Regions from separate parts of the Homo sapiens genome. Here region 1 is linked to region 2. Evidence: chromatin loops called from intact Hi-C (ENCODE). Cell type or tissue: mammary epithelial cell. All regions are shown on one strand. Each heading gives the region's core, and the rest is flanking DNA. Links, peaks and the distances in the headings are about the cores only.

Region 1 (10,174 bases), core at 2,145-10,144, 170 kb before region 2:
CGATGGGCTCCCCAGGAAAACGGGTTACCAGGCCCAGATATACAAATTCAGATTTGCAAAAGGGAAGAACTGAGAGATATCACATAAGGACCCTTGCCCCCCTTTTTTTTTTTTAGATAAAATCTGGCTGAAGTGCACTGGCGCAATCTCAACTCACTGCAACCTCCGCCTCCTGAGTTCAAGCGATTATCCTGCCTCAGCCTCCCAAGTAGCTAGGACTACAGGCACCTGCCACCACGCCCCACCAATTTTTGTATCTTTAGTAGGGATGGGGTTTCACCATATTGGCCAGGCTGGTCTCAAACTCCTGACCTTGTGATCTGCCTGCCTTGGCCTCCTAAAGTGCTGGGATTACAGGTGTGAGCCACCGCGCCTGGCCTGTGCTTTTGTTTCTTTGGAAAAAATGAACACACATTCGTTGATTCCAGAGTCCCACCCTGACCTGAGTGATCCAACAACAGACCAACTATGAACCGCTCATGAGAGACATGGCTTTGAAACAGGGATGTGGGAGGCTGAAGATAAAATGATGGAGAGGGAAGCCAGGAAGTGGCAAGCAGTCTGCCTACAACACACCAGATGCAGATAGGACCCAAGCAAGGGGTTCATGGAGAGAAATCCTTCATCAGGAAGTTAAGGGTCCTCCATCGGAGGGGTGAGAGCAACACCAAACCTTCATGTTCCTGAAACTATGGCCTCGGCGTCTGACAGACCCACACCCTCCTCAGTGAAGGGTATAGCTGACACTCCTTCCCGGGGGGTAGGGAGAGGCCGGCGGGCTGGAAGGGCTGAGCCTCCACTGCGGGTGAGAAGTGCTCAACAAGTTCAACGTCCTGATATCCAGTGGACCTCCGTGCTGGAGGCTGGTGATCCAGGGAAGGGATCCACCAGGAAGGGGTCTGGCTTCACAGGAGTAGGGACCTGGGGGTTAAGCAGAGCCTTTCCATTATCTCCAACCCCCCACCCCGAGACGGAGTCTCGCTCTGTCACCTAGGCTGGAGTACAGTGGCACGATCTCGGCTCACTGCAAGCTCCGCCTCCCAGGTTCAGGCCATTCTCCTGCCTCAGCCTCCCGAGTAGCTGGGACTATAGGCACCCGCCATCACGCCCGGCTAATTTTTTGTATTTTTAGTAGAGACAGGTTGTCACCGACTTAGCGAGCATGGTCTCAATCTCCTGACCTCGTGATCCGCCCGCCTTGGCCTCCCAAAGTGCTGGGATTACAGGAGTGAGCCACCGCGCCGGGCCAAGCAGAGTCTTTCCATGTCTGAGAGGATCTTGGAGACAGGACACAGAAGGCACATGGGAGGAGCTGGTAACAGGCGGGCACACTGAGGGCCAGACACAGGCACATCTGATGCTGCTGGGATGTCCAACAGAGGTGGAAGGGCGAGCAGGAGGAGGGGCACATGGCCCACTGTGCCAGCAAGGAAGGTGCATGCTTGGGGAGTATGAGCCATGGAAAGAGAGGGCGTTCCCACTCAGTGGGGGAAGCAGCTCTGATTGTCACAGCTACATGGAGGGAGATCCACAGCTACTGTCATCCCAGGGACATGGGCGAGGACACTACACTGGACTCCATGGCGCCTTGGACCCACTCGAGGTCACTGGATGCTCTAGCAGTCCCAGACTCCAGCTCCCACCTCCCCCTTCAGCCCCTGCTCAGTGTACAGCAAGCTTGAGTGAGGGTCGCCTGACATAATGCCCATCATTCCTGGCACAAGCAGACCCTGGCAGCCTCTTGCGCAGCCTGGGTGATGAGGGGATTTGGAACCTGGGGAGGGCACAGCAACTCCATTAGTGCTATCCATGGTCCATTCTGTTACACAGCAACGTGGCTCTGCTTCCTCTCTGTAGGTTAAAAAGTGTTTGCAAGAGCAAAACCCTTCCTTCCTCTCACAGTGTGGATGGAGGCTTGCGTCTGTGCCGCTCTTTCAACAAGTCCCTATGAGGGAAGCCTGGACAGGCCACTGCTGAGCTGGACGTACCAGGCCCGCTTCACCCTCCCTAATCCTGCCCCCCTCTGGCTGTGTCTTGGAATGGCACATGGCAGGGGGAACAACCTGACACCCGAGCCCTTGGAGAGAAGGCACCTCACAGCACAGGTGTCACTTGGGTGACCGCGCTGGAGGCTCAGGCAGGAACGGCTACATGGGGAAGGACGTGACCTGCACAGCAACGGCCTCTGCCCTACGCTGGGGAAGGAGTGTCTGCTGCAGAGTTATCCAGAAAACACGACCCACAGGAGATGTGACATCCCCACCTCCAGCCTGGTTAAAACAGTGATCTAGCAGAGGCCTGACCCACGGCAGAGGCGGGGGGGCATGTTCCCAATCCCAGGCCCCAACGGAGTCTGGAGAAGCCCCCAGAAGGCTGCCAGCTACAGCCAGGACCACCAGAAAACAGCACTAAACCTGCCCCCACATGAAGGTGGAGGAGTGCCCACAGCCACAGGAGGAGCTGGGCCACCCAAAGGCATACTTCAGTGATGATGGCATGGAGCCCCCTCAGATTTGCCACAGAGTGACAAAGCCATGCAGGCATCCCAGGAGTATCTCCCGCAAATAACCACAGGCACGTTCCACAGACACAACCAGCACCAACAGGCTGGAGCTACGGGACAGACATCATCTCAAAGAGAAAAAATGACTTATTTCTGATTTTTAAAAAGTTCAATGCCGGCCGGGCGCGGTGGTTCACACTTGTAATCCCAGCACTTTGGGAGGCCGAGGCGGGTGGATCACGAGGTCGGGAGATCGAGACCATCCTGGCTAACACGGTGAAACCCCGTCTCTACTAAAAATACAAAAAATTAGCCAGGCATGGTGGTGGGCGCCTACAGTCCCAGCTACTCGGGAGGCTGAGGCAGGAGAATGGCATGAACCCGGGAGGTGGAGCTTGCAGTGAGTGGAGATCGCACCACTGCACTCCAGCCTGGGCGATAGAGCGAGACTCCATCTCAAAAAAAAAAAAAAAAAAAAGTTCAATGCCAATTAATACTTTAGGATTCAACAATTCTAAAGCTGGAGGATAGACACGCTACAATCTTATGGAAGAAATAAAGAGAAAGAACTGAGTCAACCAGAGCCAGGCACAGCCTTAGCTAAAAATCACAAGGCTAGGGCCCGTGGCCTGGGCATGCTACGTGGAACCCCAGAGCCGCAGCGGCTCTGCACCCCACCACCTCAGGCAATCCTGCCACACCAGTGATGTGAACATACTGCTCCTGAATAACCAACTCCATAGGGCGTGATTTTATCCCAACCTCCATCCAGCAAGCGCTGCATCTGCCCATCCAGGCCACTTGCTCGAGACACACTTGGGCGAGGCTCCCTCTGGGGTATCCGCAGACGCCAGGTAAGCACCAGGGTGATGGAGAAAGCCCTTGACCTTGGGAGAGAGGTTCTAATGGCCAGGGAACCCACTCTGTTACTCACTTGCTTGGAGCCTGCAGGGCTGGCCTTTGCCACAGGGGCTACCCAGGAGCGCTTCTATGTGCCTGAACCACCGAGCCACGTGGAAGAGCTGGGGGTCAGCGGGCGGGGCCGAGAGCTGCCTGAACGCGTCCACGTCTGCCTGGGACAGTGAGTACCCCTGGACATAGCTACGCGTGCTGAGGTGCTCGTTCAGGGCTTGTGCCCTGGCTGCCTCGTCACTAATGCTCAGAATGGACCTGTAGTCAGGAGCTGCAAAGACAGAGGGCACATGGTGTCAGGCAGGCAGGCGGGCAGCCCAGAGGCCGCCAGAAAGACAGGGACTAGGGGATGGCACAGAACCAAGGAAAAAGGTGTTCAAGCCCTTCCCTGGACGCCAAACATCCAGAACAGGCAAAGGCACAGGGGCAGCGCTTCGACTGGGGGCGAGGGAGTGACTGCCTGACAGGTATGGATGGGTTCCCTCTTGGGTGATGAAAATGCTTTGGAACTAGACAGAAATGAAGGCTGCATGACAACATCATGCGCCAAATACCACAGAATTGTGTACTTTTCACTTTATGTCATATAAATTACTTAGTTTTTACATTTTTAATTTATGTTTTCTATCAGGGAAAGCAGGAACACAGTTCCACACCATCACAAATTACACAGTTCAGTTTCTGACATTTGGGGAAATCATAGGGGTCAGCACATCTGGAGTATAACGGATAAGCCTCGCCTTGGGAAAGCTACCTACATGATCATGGTATCCCTCCTGTCAGCTAAGTATGTTACGAGAATTTAACCTCAATTTTTAAAAACTCACAACAGAAATCCCCCAAACCAAACCAACTTCAAGCCTCTTTGCCGCAGCGGCACCCTCTCCCTCTGGGTGCTGGGGGATGAGGGGTAGGAGAACCCCACATTGACAATGTGTGCCATTTACACCCCTGCACCAAGAGACAGCTGGACTCTAGCATGGCTTCTGCAGGTCAAGGCCACAGCCTCAGGAGGACTGGGCCCCCTCAAAGGACCAGCCCAAGAAAGCACAGGGCTGCCAGGAAAATGTGGCTGCTCCAGCCAGCCTCACCTGGCCCCTGGCCCCTGGCCCCAGGCCCCAGCCTCCCTCCTTAGAGCCTTCAAAGCAGTAAGCGTGCACCTCCACCACTCAGGTGTGTCACTCAAGGACCCAAGAGCCACTGTTCCGCATGTCACCATTGGGAGGAGGAGCAGAACCCTAACTTTCACCACTGCCAGCTGTAGACAAGGCCGCCTTGACACATGCACGCTGACCAGCTCCATGGCTTTTTTCATTTGAGCCCCTGCTCACCCTCCTTCTCCTCCTCCATTCTCCCTTTTTTATTTTTATTTATTTATTTATTTATTTATTTTTATTTTTTAGAGACAGCGTCTGACTCTACTGCCCAGGCTGGAGTGCAGTGGTGCAATCAAGGCTCATCACAGCCTCAAAATGCTGGGCTCAAGTGACCCTCCAGCCTAAGCCTCCTGAGTAGCTGGGACTACAGGCACATGCCACCAGGCCCAGCTAATCATACTCCCTTTAAATCCAAAAGTCACCTCTGCTGAACTGGCAGGGAACGCAGCTCCTTCCCCTACTGTCAGGAATTAGGGAATAAAATCTGTCTCACCATTCTAAGGAATATCTCCCTGCAATTACCTCTGACACGGGAGTTGTGGACCAGGTGCTGTGTCCACAGCCCACGTCCCTAAAGTGGGGGCAGACCAGGCAGATGGTGCCAGGCTTCTGGCCAGAGGAGGGAGTCTGGTCCCTGAGCCCATGAGCACAGGTGCATCCAAACCTTGAACCAGTGATTGTGTTTGCTGAGAGGACTGTGGGAAAAGGACCGATGCTTGCTCCTTCCAGACAGATACCCTCTCACCCCAGAGTTCACTCAGGGTAGGAATGCACATGTCTGGCCACCCCTTGCTGTGCCAGCTGCCCTTCCTGGGCACAGGCTGCCCGACATCACAGCCATGGGGCGTGGATGCCCTGCACATCACAGTCCCCCTCTCTGCCTTCTCCCATTCCCTTTTGTCCCCCATCTCCGTGTTTACTCCTGGCACAGAGCCAGAGTCACCCCAACCAAGCCCACACAGCTTCTGAAAACAGAGAGCAGAGTGTGTTGCGGGGGTAACTGCACACGAATGCCTTTCTCTGCTTTGCTTAGTGTGGGGAAAGCCCTTCGTGTCAGGCCAATAACTGGCACTTCCCGGAACGCTGTGGTGTCAGCAAAGATGAGTCAGAATGGAGTGCACAGCTGCAGCAGCAAGAATGCCCCACTGGGCCGAGCTCTTCACCCGCCAGGGAGCCTACGGAGCCACGTGATGCCCCAAGGCCCAGCCTCCGTGGCTGCCGGAGAAGATGTCCTGAAGCCACCTCTTCTCTGCAGTAAAGGGGTGGGCACTCTGTGGGAGAGCCTTCCTGAAGTCTCAACATGGATGCAGGGCTTAAAATGGCTTCCTGGGATGACTCTCGCTGGTGGGATGACGAGTGCAGCGTCCCTCTAACTTGCCCTGCTTCCTTCCCACTGCACGGAGCCACTGTCCCATCTGACCCCAATAAGATGGCCACCCACTCCAAGCAGCCACAGGCACCCAGAAGCAAAGCTCTGGGCACACTCCCTAGCCAAAACTGGAATCACACCCCTTTACAAGTTATCCTTAGGAGCACCCATAGCCAACCCACGGGAGGATCCGGGGCCTCTAACTCAAAAGAAGCTTTGGACTTGAGAGCCAGCCCTTGTCACCTGGATTCCTGCAAGCCAGACACCGCCACCTGTAGCCAGCATGGCTCTCCCCTCACAGCCACAGGCCTCCAGCGGCCCTGCTGAAAAGCGCACGTTCACATTACTGCCCCCAACACCCACCTCGCCAGCAGCACAAGCCTGTCCTCATGCTGGCCATGGGCCCCCACCTGACTCACAATACCCTAGTCACATGGCCCCTCCACCTGCTGCTCTTTTTTTAGGGGGCATGCTCCCCAGATACCAGCAGGCCCCTTAATCCTTCACAGCTCTGCTAGGTGCCGGCTTCCCCACCAGGTCTTCAAGGACTCCCTGTCCATATGGCGCCCGCCTCTAGACCCTGAGCCTGGCTGCTCTTTCTCTCCGCAGCACCCCTGTCTAACACGTGCCCGCATTTCTTTCCTTCACCATCTGCCCCACCGCTCCATCTACCTTATTCACTGCTCGATCTTCAGCATCTACAACTGAGCGTGTGACATTCCAGATATCAGCTAAAGTTGCCTAGGGCACAGATGAGTGGACAGCAGAATGGCACCACAGAGTGCATGCCACCAGTGGTGGGCTGGCGTTCCCCTGTGGCACTGGGCCTCATGCACCCTTCTCAGAAAGACACCTGCACAAGGACCAGTGCTGGGAACCGGCCACAGCCTCTGCTGCTTTGAGCCCCCAGGGGCTTGCTTAGCAGGAGCCCTGCTGCCCAAAGATACCAGAGACATAAGAACAAGTCACTTTTCACTTCAGCTCTTCCAACAGTCCAAGGAAAGAGAAAGACAGGGGTGGACTCTGGCCCCACTGAAGGCGCCTGGGGGGTGCCGGGAGCTCTTGAGGGCCTCTCACCTGCCCCATCCCCACAGTTACAGGCCCAGTGTCAGCACTGACACTGCCGGGGCTTCCCTCTGAGAAGAAGGAGGCTGCTTACATGGAGATGCGCTCTCCTCCCAGCTGGAGATGAGATCAGGGAGGACGGAGGCGGAGGCAGACCCACAGAGGCAGCTCCAAGCACCCCAAAGTGAGGTCCTGGAAAACTAACTCTAAATAAATATCAGACTCCTACAAACTCTTTTGCAGAGCAACTTCCAGCCAGGAGACTTCTAGTTTAGCTGGATATTTCCCTCCAACAGCTCTGCAGCTGCCAGCAGGGGTCCCATTTCATGATAAAGAAAATGAAGTTCACTAAAGATTAGAGAACTTGCCAGAGGGATGGACAGAGCTGGAAGGTGAGCCTTGTCCCCTCACAGATCAGGCCACAGTTCGAAAGCTGTTCCCCAATGCTGACCCTCCACATTCCTCTCCCCTGTCCCCTCCCTGAGCCTTGGTCTTCTGCAACTGCTCATGCCTGGGTTGGACTCCACGACAGCAAGAGGGAAGAAGAGACAACAGCAGCACCCTGAGAAACAGTGACACAGCATCGGCTTCCAGCTGAGACAGCGAGCTGACAGTCACGTGCCTCTCACACTCAGAATGGATTCTGATGGAGAGACCACCAGCAACAGCCCGAACACTGACAGTGACGATGGTTGATGAGAGGGGGTGACAGGTGATTTTAATTCCCTCTTTTTCTTCATTGCTCACATTTTCTGCAGTAAGCATCTGCTATTTTTAAAATGAGAAAAACATCAAATGTCCTAACGGCGGCTGCAGTGGCTTTTGAGCGCTGAGGAAGCAGTCTGGGAACTGAAGCCGCTGTGTATCCGCTCTCTGGAGACCTGAGGGGCGGCCCCGACGCCCTCCAGGGCTGAGTACCTACACTCACACACACGGCGGCATTTCCTCACGGTAAAACACGCTCATAACATCAGCCCTGTAAAGCTGCAGGCCATTAAGTCAAATGACACTTGTAAAATGTTTAAAAGCTGCCTGGCACAGAGCCAGGGGCCCCATTTGCCATCATTATTATCATAATCGCTCTGGTATTATTAATGTTATTGTAATAGCCGCATGCTACACACAGAGAATTTCCTGGAGTTTTCCTAGGGCTCACACACCCATTTTTATTTAATTAATTTTATTATTTTAAAAGTTTATTACCAAATCTGCCTTGATCTTGGATCACATAATTCTTAAATGTACCGTCTAGAGCAGGCTAGACGGCTCATCAAAAGGGAACCAAGACCATGCTTGGGAAGGATCTTCTCAGAGCAGAAAGGTGCTGGTGCCCAGGGAAGCACAGGAGAATGACAGGCTTCCATGAGATGGACGCAGACAGTCATTTGGGTAATCGTGGTAGCTGCATTTAAGTGTGTCTCGAGGAAACAAATAAAAATAGGTCAGCTTTCAAGTGGTCATGGGTTTGAGCCAGGCTGTGGATCAGTCTGATGCTGAGATCAGATGAGAACACTTCTGAGCAGACTGAAAACCTCCCAGGGACCTGTTCCTCGACACTGGCCCTCATCGTAGAGCCTGCACGCTCCGTGCCGAAACTCCTGCTCTGCCCCCATGAGAAGGAATGTCCACCACCGGATGACCTTGCAGTTCAGTTCATCAACACATTGAGGGACATGGGAATGTCCCAAAGGTGGATGGTGGTTGTCACCGGCTACAAAGGTGGAGTCTCTACAGAACATTTATTGAAATCACATGCAAGTACCAAGCAATTGCTCAGCACAGATACCAAAACAAAGCCACACCAAATGAACAACAACCCTGACACGTCAAACAACTGTGGCAGTGCGACCTCTCCCTCTCTCTGGCTCTTTCCTATCAGCATTTATTTTTTATTTATTTTTATTTTATTTTATTTTATTTTATTTTTTGAGACGGAGTCTCGCTCGTCACCCAGGCTGGAGTGCAGTGGCATGATCTCGGCTCACTGCAAACTCTGCCTCCCGGGTTCAAGCGATTCTCCTGCCTCAGCCTCCCGAGTAGCTGGGATTACAGGTGCCCGCCACCATGCCCAGCTAATTTTTGTATTTTTAGTAGAGACGGGGTTTCTACATATTGGCCAGGCTGGTCTAGAACTCCTGACCTCAGGTGATCCACCCACCTCGGCCTCCCAAAGTGCTGGGATTACAGACGTGAGCCACCATGCCTGGCCTCCTGTAAGCATTTAAACCTCTCCCGGCTGCCCTGTTTCTCTTCCTGCGTTCCCTTGAGGCTCTCCCAGGTCCACTCCAGGCATGGCCCTGGTGTGCCTTCAGCAGCAGAACCTGGGGGATCCAGAGAAGTCACATTCTTGGGCTCACCAGAGACCTGCCAAATCAGAATCTCTGGGGTGGGCCCAGCAAGTGAGGTTTAAACCAGCTTCCCCATGGGTGGAAAGCTTGCTAAAATGCAGACCCCTTTACAGCAGGTCTGAGCTCCTAATAAGTGCCCCGGTTTGGTGGGGGTCTGCACCCCTCACTCACCCTGACCCTTTGCCCTCTGACCCTGCTACTTCAAAGGTCCCACCAGGGTCCTCATCTTGTGGGTGTCCAGGCAACATCTCACCCTGCAGGTTACTCCCTTTCTGCAAATGTTCCCCTGGTCCCACCCTCTACAGCTGCTCCTCTTGGGTCCTTCCCAGTGATCCACTCCCTGCCCAAGAAGTGTTCAGAAAGGGGACCGGAAAAAGCCCCCAGACATGAATCGTGGGGAGGAGAGAGGGGCATGCACCCCTGCTCTCACCAACTAGGAGCCAACACTGCCCACTCCCAGAGACCAGCGCCTCCTCCCACAGGTGAGGGCTTCCCCTCCCACTCCCCGTCCTGATCACCAGCCCCGGAGGTCCAGCTGCAACTCGTTCACAAAGGTGGCCCCCAGGCATCCTCTCTCACCCCCAAGAACAGCATCTCCATCTTCCTCCTTACTGGGAGGGAGGTTATTCATTATTAGGGGCATCCAACATCCCTCACAATGAGCCTGTGGGGTGATCAGACAGCAATATTGCCACCCAGAGCACCCACACTGGAAATGGCTTAATCTCCACCCCAAGGGTACTGCCTAAGGCTCTTCAAATACCCGGAAACATGGTACCTGAGTTCATAGAGGAGCAAACATTTCATGTGGCTCTGGGGA
Region 2 (10,380 bases), core at 1,585-9,584:
AGCAGTTTTCAAAAAGACTATTAGAATAAGTGAATTCAGCAAGTTCACAGGATAGCTGTTAGATAAATATAAAAAAATCAAAGTCAATATACAAAAATAATACAAACTATCAATATACAAACAATATACAAACTATCAATGAATATTGGAAAAAGCAAATAAAAGATTATTTTTACATAGCATTGAGAAACCTTAAATAACTAGCAATACATTTTACCTGAAATGTATAACACACCTACAGTGAAAACTACAGAGACAGAAATGAAAGAAGACCACAATAAACAGAGAAAAACCATGTTCATAAATTGGTAAACTCAATGTTGCCAAGACGTCCGTTCTCCATAAGTTGATCCAGAGTAACTGAATAGAGTCAATGCTATCCCAGTCAAAATCAGTAGACATTTGCACAAACTGTCAAGCTGATTCTGAAATTTATATAGAAATGTAAATCTTGAAGAAGAAATATAAAAGTGTAGGAGTAACACCACTTGATTTCATAACTTAATGTAAAACTGCAGTAATGAAGACAGTGCGGTGTTGATAGAAGGACAGTGAAATAGAGCAGTCAACAGAATAGAGTCCAGAAGTCGACCCACCCTATACAATCAGTTGATTTACAATACAGATGCCAATGCAATCCAATGGGAAAAGGGGTTTTACCAGAACAACTGGATATGCATGGGAAAGAAACAGACAAAATGAACTTTGATCATCATCTCTCACCACCTACATTTAATCTGAGATGAACACAGGAAATGCAAACCTGGGAGTTTACCCATTGGCCCCTGGGTGTCTTTTTTCCATGCTTGATACATCCCTATTCCCATCCCAGGGTCAGCTGCCAACAGCCCCCTCTCAGGATCAACAGCCCCCTCCCAGGATCCACAGCCCCCTCTCAGGATCGACAGCCCCCTCTCAGGATCAACAGCCCCCTCCCAGGGTCCACAGCCCCATCTCAGGATCCACAGCCCCCTCTCAGGATCCTGATCTTTCTGTTCTTCTTGGCAGGTGCCTGTGTTTTATTTTCCTACCCTTCCCCTCTGTGAAGGCTCCTGACTTCTTCCTTTCCTGATCGGACCTTGTTCCACTGCAAATTCTACGCTACGTCTCCCCCCAGACCTCAGATCCTCTCCTGCAGCCTTCCTGCCATTGTCCTCTTTGGAGGCTGCACCAGCTCTTCCCTCTTCCCTGCATTGCTGCTGCTGCAGCAGCTTCCTGTGTGTCCCCTGCTCAGCCTGGACCCCCACCCCCGCTGACCCCCTCTCAGTTGTTAGTTTTATTTCTTTCATATACGTCTGATATTATCCCTCTCCTGCTTACAATCCATTTGCAATCCCCCACAGAGCAACCGAGGAAAAGCCACGCCCCTCGTCACAGCCCTTTAAAGCCACGCCCCTCGTCACAGCCCTTTCTCATCTCCCCTCGGTGTCTTTGGCCACCTCAGCTTCCTTACCGGGCTCTAGCATCGGGGTTCCTTCTTCTTCATGGTGCCCGGGTTGCGCCTCCGTACCTTACCCTGCCTTGGCTCCGTTTCCCTGGGAGGGTCTGCCTTCCCTTCAAGGTTCTTAGATTGACCTGACTGTGCTAGAGACGGTCACTCTTTCTTCTGCACCCACACTGCCCTTGGAAGTCGCAGACAACACACTTCCAGGAAGCCTCCCCTGCGTTCCGAGTGGGGACATGTGACCCTCCTGCTCCTCTAACATTAGGACCACGGGATGATTTGAGGTCCAACTGGGCCCTCGCCAATAAAGGGGACACTAAGGCCACTGGGCCACAGCCATGAACTGGGAGCGCTGAGGGCAAGCTGGGACAAATGGCGGCTCCCCAGCGTTTCTGTACACCACGTGCACCCTCAGCACACTGTCTTTGAATTGTGTTTATGTCTGTGTCTTCTCCAGACGTCAAGCTCTCTGGGGACAGGGGTCATAGCATGGTGGGTCCACATCTTGAGCCCTAGGCCCAGTGCCCAGCATGGAGCTAACTTAGTGATGTTTGTGAACCCAAAGGGGAGGGAGAGGGCCTGGAGCACTGGACTCTGCTGTGAGAAAACCTGGGCCCCTCTTCTGATGATCTGCTCAGCTTTCAGGTCAGTGGTCAGGACAAGAGTGGAGAGGAAGCTTCCATAATCCAGGACCAGCCTGGTCTGATTCCAGTTAGCTGCACTCTGTCTTCGCCACATCATTTATTCATTTGACCACATCTCTTTCAATGGTCCATCCATCCATCCATCCATCCATCCATCCATCCATCCACCCACCCACCCATCCACCCACCCACCCATCCATCCATCCATCCACCCACCCACCCATCCATCCATCCATCCATCCATCCATCCATCCACTTATCCATCCATCCATCCATCCATCCATCCATCCATCCATCCATCCATCCACTTAGCCATCCATCCACTTGTCCATCCATTTGACAACAACTCATCAAGCCGCTTTACCTGCCAGTCCCAGGGAGACAGCAGCAAGTCAGCTGCTGGCTCTGTGCCCTCATGGAGCTCATCTTCTAGGGAGACACAGACACTAAAGAGGCAAACACAGGAGCGAATAAGCAGGGATGGGAAGCACATGACACATTGGACTGTGCTGGCTAGGGGTGGGGGCTGCTTGGGCACAGTGGTCACCGTGGGTGCTGACAGGGCAGGTGCACACTAGAGGAGCTGAGAATTCAGCTTCTGCTGCCAGGAAGCCCTGGGCATCACAGAGCAGGACAGACAGTCACAAGGACAGGCCCCTGAAGGTTGGGCAAGACAGTGATAGGGGCAGGGACAGCAGAAGGCAGCGAGGTGGGTGTGCCAAGGTCAGGGCGGGCGGGACACACCTGGAGGTCTGCAGAGGTGGGCCAGGTGATTCATTTGGCCTTGAAGGTTTGGGCGGGCCGCCCTCTGTGGAGACCTGGATCCCTGCCATCCGGGCAAGGAGACCTTGCCCTGATGTCTCTCACAGACCTGGGCTCAGAGCAGTCAGGTGACACGCTGGAGGTCACTCAGCCCGAGAAGAGCGGGCAGGACCGGAGCGAAGCTCCATCTGGGCTGTAGTCCAGCTTTTGCGGCTGCCTGGACCCAGACCAGCCCAGGGCAACCTTGTCCTTCCATGTGGCTGTAGCTTCTCCAGGTACAGAATTCGACCTGGTTGTCTTTGGGCTCAGCAGTGGGTGCCGGGGCAGAAGCCCCTCGCTCTCCATCTGTCTAGACTGGGCTGTTTGTCATGCGCCCCAGACACCATCAGCAGCCAGCCGCCTTCCTGTCCTGCTGCACACAGATGGATGGCCCCATAGGGGGCCCTGCAGCTATTTCCTGGGCTGGGAGGATGGGACAGATCCTGTAGGTTTCACCTCTGAAACTGTCCCCACCCTTATCCCATTTCCAGGTCTTTCAGGAAGGAGGCCACACAGCTCCTGGGGTCTTGTGTGAAGTGTCACAAGAATGAACAACCCTTCCCACCCTGCCCTCAAAGCCTAAGCCTCCCCCTGCCACCAGGGCTCAGGCTTTCCCGTCCCCCTGAGCCCCCCAGATGGCCTTTAGACCAACAGTGCTCACACTCCCGTCCCTCTGAGCCCCCCAGATGGCCTTCAGACCAACAGTGCCCACACTCCCATCCTCCTGAGCCCCCCAGATGGCCTTCAGACCAACAGTGCCCACACTCCCTGCTGAGCTTCCAGTCCTGAGAGCACGGTCTAGGGAGAACTGGCAGCGGGCAGGCGGGCACGGGACTTGGCGTGGCCAGAACACATTCATCCCGGGGAAGGAAGAAAAACCAGCAAAGGTGCGTGCCTCTGGGTTGGGGGACTACATGTAAGCTTTTCTTCTTTCCAGTTGTTAACCTTCTTCAAAGTTTCCATAAACGAGCAACGTTTTACTTTTCTAGTGGAAAAAGAACAACTTTATGCAAAGGCAGCTGCAGAATGTCCCACCCGGCACCAAGAGCACCCATTGAATGCCTTCATTTGGGCAAAAAAGAAAATTTCTGCAGGTCTTTATTTAAAAAAATACATAACTGGAGTGCTTTTCATCAAAAATGTCCCCATTTGGGTGGAAAAAAATTTTGGCGATTTCTCTTTTTAGTATTTTCCGTAGGGCTTGAATGTTTTAAAAATGACCAGAAAGTATTTTATTTCATGGTCAGAAAACACATCAAATGGTTTGCACTTTGGAAACTTGGATCCCCTTCCTTCCTTCCTTCCTTCCTCGCTTCCTTCCTCCCTCCCTCCTCCCCTCCCCTCCCCTTCTCTCTTCTCTTCTCTTCTCTTTCTTTCTTTCTTGCTTTCTTGCTTTCTTGCTTTCTTGCTTTCTTTCTTTCTTTTTCCTTCCTTTCTTCCTTCCTTTCTTTCTTTCTTTCTTTCTTTCTTTCTTTCTTTCTTTCTTTCTTTCTTTTTCCTTCCTTCCTTCTTTCCTTCTTTTCTTTTCTCTCTCTCTCTTTCTCTCTCTCTCTGTCTCTCTCTCTCTCTCTGTCTCTCTCTCTCTCTCTCCAAAGCAAACACTTGGGGCAAAAGCTCCAGATGATCCAGGGCTGAGGAGGGAGGGTGAGAGCAGAGGTGGGAGACGGGAGCAACCCGCAGAGAGCGGATGGCCCTGGGGACGCAGGAGAGGCCGGGTGGGGACCAGTGTGGGAGGGGATGGGAGGGGACCGAGGGGATGGAGGCTCCTGCATCCGCCGGCCCACGGGGCTGGGTCTGTTCTGTGCAGAAGCAGCACCACCTGGTGGCCTCTGCTGGTGACATCAGGCACCTGCCAGTCCTGGGCCTCAGAGAGGGGGACAGAGCCCTGGGTGTGGTCCCCGCGGGGTGGGCAGGACAATGATGGCTGAGCAGGGCGGGGAGTAAGGAGTAGTTCCACCTCAACTCTGTAGGGGGCGAATCAGAGCCTCAGCCAGCAGGTGGCATGGACGGCGCCCACCTAGCCCAGGAGTCCGGAAGCCTGGGTTCCAATCCGGCCACTGTGGGCTGGTGGCTGGCTCTGTTTTATTGTGCAGTTTTCTCCCCTGTGACTCAGGTGCAGCAGGGTGGGGAGGGGCCGGGTAAGGGGATCTGGGCTGGGCCTGGGGGCGTGGTGCCTGTCCTCACCCCTATTCAGGAGGCTTCTCCTTTCTCTCTCCTTGCCTGACCTCTCTCCAGCTCCATTTTCTGCCTCCCTCATCCTCAGCAGGCCTGGCTGGGGGGTGGTCAGGGCCAAGTCTCTCCAGCTGTGTCCAGCCCTTGGGTGCTCAGGGTAAGAGCTAGGTGGTGGGCGGGGCTCCTCCTGGTCCTGAAAGCATCTGGGTGTGGGGTGAGCGAGGGTCGGTGGGGGTGGGCACCTCCTGGCAGGCCCTGTGGGCGGGGCAAGCCCACTTATAGGAGACCCATGGGCAGGGACTGTCCCCTGGCACCCAGCTCGGCGCCCTCCCCCAGGGCCCTCCGCAGTACCGACCTCAGCGGCTCCCGCTTCCCGGGCTGTCGGCCCAACCCCGAGTAGATGAGGGGCTTGGAGCTGCTGTTGACGCAGGCCAGCAGCGTGGCCAGCGGGGAAAACACGGGCAGCAGGAAGTTCAGCAGGGGCTGCAGGCTCCAGTAGAAGACCGAGGGCAGGCCACAGAAGAAGAGCAGGAGCAGCGCGCCCAGGACGATGCCGTAGAGCCTGGGCCGCGGGCGAGTGGAGCAGCAGGTCACCCAGACAAAGAGGACCACGCCAGCCGTCCAGGCGACGCGGGCCAGCACCAGGAACCAGGTGACGCTGGCCACGTGGTAGCGCGGGCAGACCAGGGGGCACGCGCTGTTGCGCAGCAGGCCGCAGGCGTTGGCGGGCAGCGGCACGGCCGGCAGGGTCGGGGTCCACACCAGGGCGCAGAGGACGGCCGAGGCGTGTCTGGGCCGGCAGCCCTGGTAGCAGGCGGGGAAGAGGTCGGAGAGGCAGCGCTCCACGCTGAAGGCCGCCAGCAGCCAGAGCCCCACCGCGAACCACAGGAAGGTGAGCACGAAGTAGAGTGTGTCCTGGGCGCCCAGGGCAGCCTGAGCCACGGAGAAGCCCACACGGCAGGAGAGGAACAGGAAGTCGGCGGCGGCCAGGTGCAGCAGGTAGATGGAGAAGGGGCCCTTCTTGATGCGGAAGCCGAGGTTCCAGAGCACCAGCCCGTTACCTACCGGTCCCCCGAGGCCCACGATCAGCGTCAGGTAGAAGACCACACTGTCGAAGGTTCTCCAGAGGCCGAACAGCCCAAACATCCTGGCCGGCTCAGAGGGTGCTGGCGAGGGACCTGCAAGATGGAGACAGACATGGTCCTCAGGAGTCTTTTGTGCCCCCGCTGGGGGCACAGGGAGTGGCATCCATGGCCCTGCAGGTGCCCTCTGGGTGCAGCCCCTGGACCACCCTTCCCAGCGGCGGGACCTCAGCCGGGTCTCAGCCCTCTGCACCTCAGGTCAGGCGTGCCTAATGCCTCCCCATACCTGAGGGCAGGCCCTGGGCTCCTGGCAGGGTGGACTAACTTGCTGAAAAGATGTCCATGTCCCTCATGGATGTGGTGAGGGTGATGCTGCACCCTCCACCGTGTGCCAGACAAGGGTCTGCAGACAGAGGGAACGTGCATGGGGAACCCACGTGTGGCGCCTTCCTCTTCCCCCAGAGGTGGGAGCTTCTCCACGGTGGACCCTCATGGGGCTCCCACCTGGTGAGCCTAGACCAGCCTGCTGGCGAAGTCCCCTCCCCGGAGGGTCTCTGGAGGTGTCCAGGGAGGTGCCCAAAGGCAGAGGCTGCAGGTGGTCTGAGGAGGAGGGAGGAGGGAAGATGCGGTGTGAGGAGCTGGAGGGAGCCCCCAGCCTTCCCTGTGCACTCCTGGCCTAAGCAGAAGCTGAATCCCGGGGCTCATGCTGCCGGCGGTGCACTCAGGAGGCTGCTCTGAAGCCTCAAGCCAAGAGAGGGGCTTTGGTGATGGTGGCAGGGCCAGGGGGCCTCTCCAGGAGCCACTAACACAAGGGGAGGGGCAGATACAAGTGGCCACTTGCAAGGAGCGAGGCTGAGAGTCCCGAGGATGTTCTCAGAGTGCGAGAGAGATTGGCCACCGGAAGCTGCGCTGAAAGGCAGAGGGTCTCAGAGCAGCCCTTCCCTTTCCAGCCATCCCTCCTCCCCCAGGATCCACATGGGTCATGTTCTTAGTCCTGGGAGATGCATCAGGACCAGGCTCAGCAGTGGCGGCGTCAGCGGTGAGAGACACGGGAGAGAGAAGAGAGATAGAGAGAGACAGAGAGACAGGGAGAGACAGAGATGTAGACAGACATTGAGAGACAGAGACAGAGAGACAGAGACAGAGAGCTACAGAGAGATAGAGACAGAGATAGACACAGAGAAACAGAGATGAGACAGACTGTGTGTGTGTGAGAGAGAGAGAGACAGACAGAGAGAGAGCCATCAAGCCGCCAACACACACCTGGAGCCCTCCCTGTCACATCTTTGCCTGGGCTGTGTCCCCTGCCCAGACAGCCCTGAATACCTCTCCCCTGACCCAGGTCCCACCCTACTTCAAGGTTTTGCTCCTTCTCAGGGGCCTGCAACCCCCTGCAGCTTCCTCCGACCCCCGTGAGCCCCCTGCCTCATGGCTGAGCATCCCCCGGCACCTTCTTTGTGCTTGTCATTGCCCCTAGTCAGGGGTTGGGGAGTGCGGCTCGGGCCTTGGCTCCTGTGCCTTGCCATGGCCGGGCACACGGTGATGGTGGCCTGTCCTCCGAGCCCAACCAGGGGCAGTGGGAGACCTCGGCCGGGCCCTGGCTTGTGGTGGTGAGTGTGGTGACTGGGGGTGGGGTGGTGGGGTGGAAACACACCTCCCCTCTCTGAGCCTCAATTTCCTCAAGGAGGAAACCAGACTCTCCTGGCTGTGCTCTGGCTCTGGCTCAGAGTCTGAGGCTGGGGGTGAGGCCGGCGCTCAGGCCCCCCATGCTGGGGTGAGGTTAGGCTCTATTCCTGGAGAGAGAGTTACAGAGAGGAGTGGCCCGGCGGCAGGAGGGGGCATCTTCATTGTTATCAGAACAGGTTCACCTGCTCGGCCCGCTCCAGCGACGCCCTTGAGCTCTGGTGTCCACACATTTCAACTTAGCCGGAATTCCCACCCGCATCCCGCCCTGCCTTCCCTTCCCAAAGGAAATCCAAACATCCCAGCCAGCCCCATCCACCGGGGAGCCAGGCTGAGAGCAGGGGCCACTGCGGAGGGCAGGGGAGGGTGCCAGTGCCTCACCTGGGGGGTGCAGTGGGGGCAGGCGGAGCCTTCTCACCTGTGACGAGGCTGCCCCCAGCTCTCTCAGGCCCTTCTGTGCTCAGACCAGCGCTCATTGCCTGGAGGCTCCTCCCGGTCCCTAAATCCTTTCATGTCCTCTGGGACCCAGCTGGCTGGACGGAGGGCACCCGGCCAGTTCCCTAGAAGTGACAGGGTGTGGCACTGTTCACAGAAATTGCAGGAATGAGCTAAAACAAAAAGTTGTCAGTGTGGGCAGGCCTTTCCTTCCTCCTCAGCCCCTCTGGCAGGGGAACTGAAGGCACCAGGTCAGTGCTTTCCACCCGCTCCCACCTCACCTGGTGCATGGAGGGGAGGGAGAAGGAGAATGGAGACCCTCTGTGCCCAGTGAGGCTGGGCCACCTTCCGGGTACTCCACTGATGTTGGGCTGCTCCTGCTAGTCTTTGGTTGGCTGTGGGCACAGGGGGCCTAGAACTGTGGACAGGGGCCTGGCTGTGTGGCCTTGAGAGAATAACCCAACCTCTCTGTGCCTTGGTTTCCCCCTCTCACTGGACTGACCGTTTATGGACAGCTCGAAGCCTGGGTTCCCAGGCTTGGGACTGGCTCTCCTAATGTGTCAGCCGACCACTGCGTCTGTGGGTGGTCTGCAGGGGCGGCCCCCACCCCTTCCTAAGGAGACCCCCTCACTGTCCATCTGTTTGCCTCAGAGCCTGGGCTCCCAGCCGTTGACGGATTGTTTTCCGCATTTTGCTCTGCAGAACACTGGACAGTAAGATGTTCTTGATAAGAGAGTTTTTCCTTCCACGGACTGCGTTCCGCAGCTCCTGGGTGGGGTGCAGAGTGTGTCAGCTCAAGCCAGAAATTCGGTCGTAAAGATGCTGTTTCTCTTCACGTTTCTCAAATGGACTTGGCTTCGGAAATCACTTCTGCAACACAAACCAGCAGCCTGTGCAGCTCTGGGCGGGGGCATGCCGGCTACCCAGCTCCCGGCATTGTTGCACATGGCTTTGAAACGCACGGCACAGCTCGTGTGGCCCAGGGGCACCTCCTGCCACCCTGCCTGCTGCCTCCACCCCAGATGCCGGTCCTCGCTGCTCTCCGGGACCTCTCCCGGCGTGGCTCCACCTCCTCCTCGAGGTCACCGTCCAGGCCTGTTTCAACTAGCGCCTCCAAGCCTTGCTTACCTGCCTCCTGTTTGGGTGAAACTTGGAGCATCTCTATTAACTTAGTTGGTAGCTCCGGTCACCTGCAGTCACCAGGGGCCCAGAGGGACGCACAGAGGGAGACCGGCTGCCTGGGTCCCTCCTGGCTGCCTCACCATCAGGGGCGGGATGAGGAGCTCAGCCTCAGCCACAGTGCGCAAGGTGAAGAGTTTTGATCCCTCGTACATCCTCGAGCCAGGCAGGGCGCCCGGCTTCTATCCCAGGTAGCAGAGTCTCCTATCCCAGGTCTCCGACGGCGACCGCAACCCTTTGCCCGTGGAGGACTTCCCCTGTCTAAGGGCCATTGGGAGTGGGATGGCCTAATTTCTGGGGTCGCTTTCTATTGGGCACTTCAAACAGTGCTGGGCAAGGGCAGTCGTTTGAGGCAGCTTGGAGTGAAGTTCTTAGGGAGGAGGTCCTGCGCAGCTCGGCCAGCCCCGGTCAGGCCCAGGCAGCCACCAACCCTGGTTTCTCCATCACCCCTGACCCCTCCCACAGCCCCTTCTCGTGTTTGCCCACCGTCTAGGCCATGCTTCCACTTTCTCACCTGGCTGGGTATCCCCTATGGGGCACGGGTGTCGGCCCCGCCGAGGCTGGGCTTTGGTCTGTCTTGTTCTCTCTGGGAGGGGTCTGGTGCGGGTGGAATACGTGGAGGGAGCCTCCGTGGGGGGAGCAACTGCTCCCGGTGTTGCAAGGAGGACAGAGCCAATGCCCGCCCCATCGTGTCATGGCCGACGGTGGCCTCAGAAGATGTGTCCACGTCCCCAGTCGCTGGAAGCTGTGCACGAGCTCTTCCTGGAGAAAAGGCCCTTGGCAGATACAAGGATTTTGAGATGAGCTCGTCCTGGAGTATCTGTGTGGGCCCTAAATGCAATGACAAGTGTCCCTATACAGGAAAGGAGAGGAGGGACACTGGAGAGCAGGGGGAGGCCACGTGAGGTTGGAGGCCAGCAGGGGTTACACAGCCACAGGC

The links. A loop is a pair of places that touch in the nucleus more often than their neighbours do. Peaks named below come from ENCODE experiments on the same cell type or tissue, not always from the same donor. Only the 100,000 strongest peaks of a DNase experiment are listed, where the experiment ranks them.
Region 1: it touches region 2 in a loop (9-fold over the local background); 6 of 110 quality-filtered maps call a loop at or near these places.

What each region holds. Positions count from the first base shown.
Region 1 is chr11:3,044,316-3,054,489 of GRCh38, forward strand. CARS1 (cysteinyl-tRNA synthetase 1) reads right to left here. Exons shown (of 23, transcript NM_001014437.3): 2 at 3,438-3,686. It also overlaps the pseudogene RNU1-91P. Among named protein-coding and RNA genes, the nearest start is that of CARS1, 8.0 kb to the right of the region's middle. RefSeq lists enhancers at 1-17, 5,786-5,855. In mammary epithelial cell, for the core only: a CTCF peak has its summit at 5,719; a DNase peak (open chromatin) is centred at 5,676; H3K27ac peaks cover 655 bases.
Region 2 is chr11:3,212,607-3,222,986 of GRCh38, forward strand. It overlaps MRGPRG (MAS related GPR family member G), which reads right to left and starts at 6,207. Exons shown (of 1, transcript NM_001164377.1): 1 at 5,338-6,207. The coding sequence starts at 6,207. The coding sequence ends at 5,338. It overlaps MRGPRG-AS1 (MRGPRG antisense RNA 1), which reads left to right and starts at 5,726. Exons shown (of 2, transcript NR_027138.1): 1 at 5,726-5,953; 2 at 8,964-10,380. RefSeq lists an enhancer at 7,303-8,265. In mammary epithelial cell, for the core only: a CTCF peak has its summit at 4,717 (motif pointing left); a DNase peak (open chromatin) is centred at 4,725; H3K27me3 peaks cover 129 bases.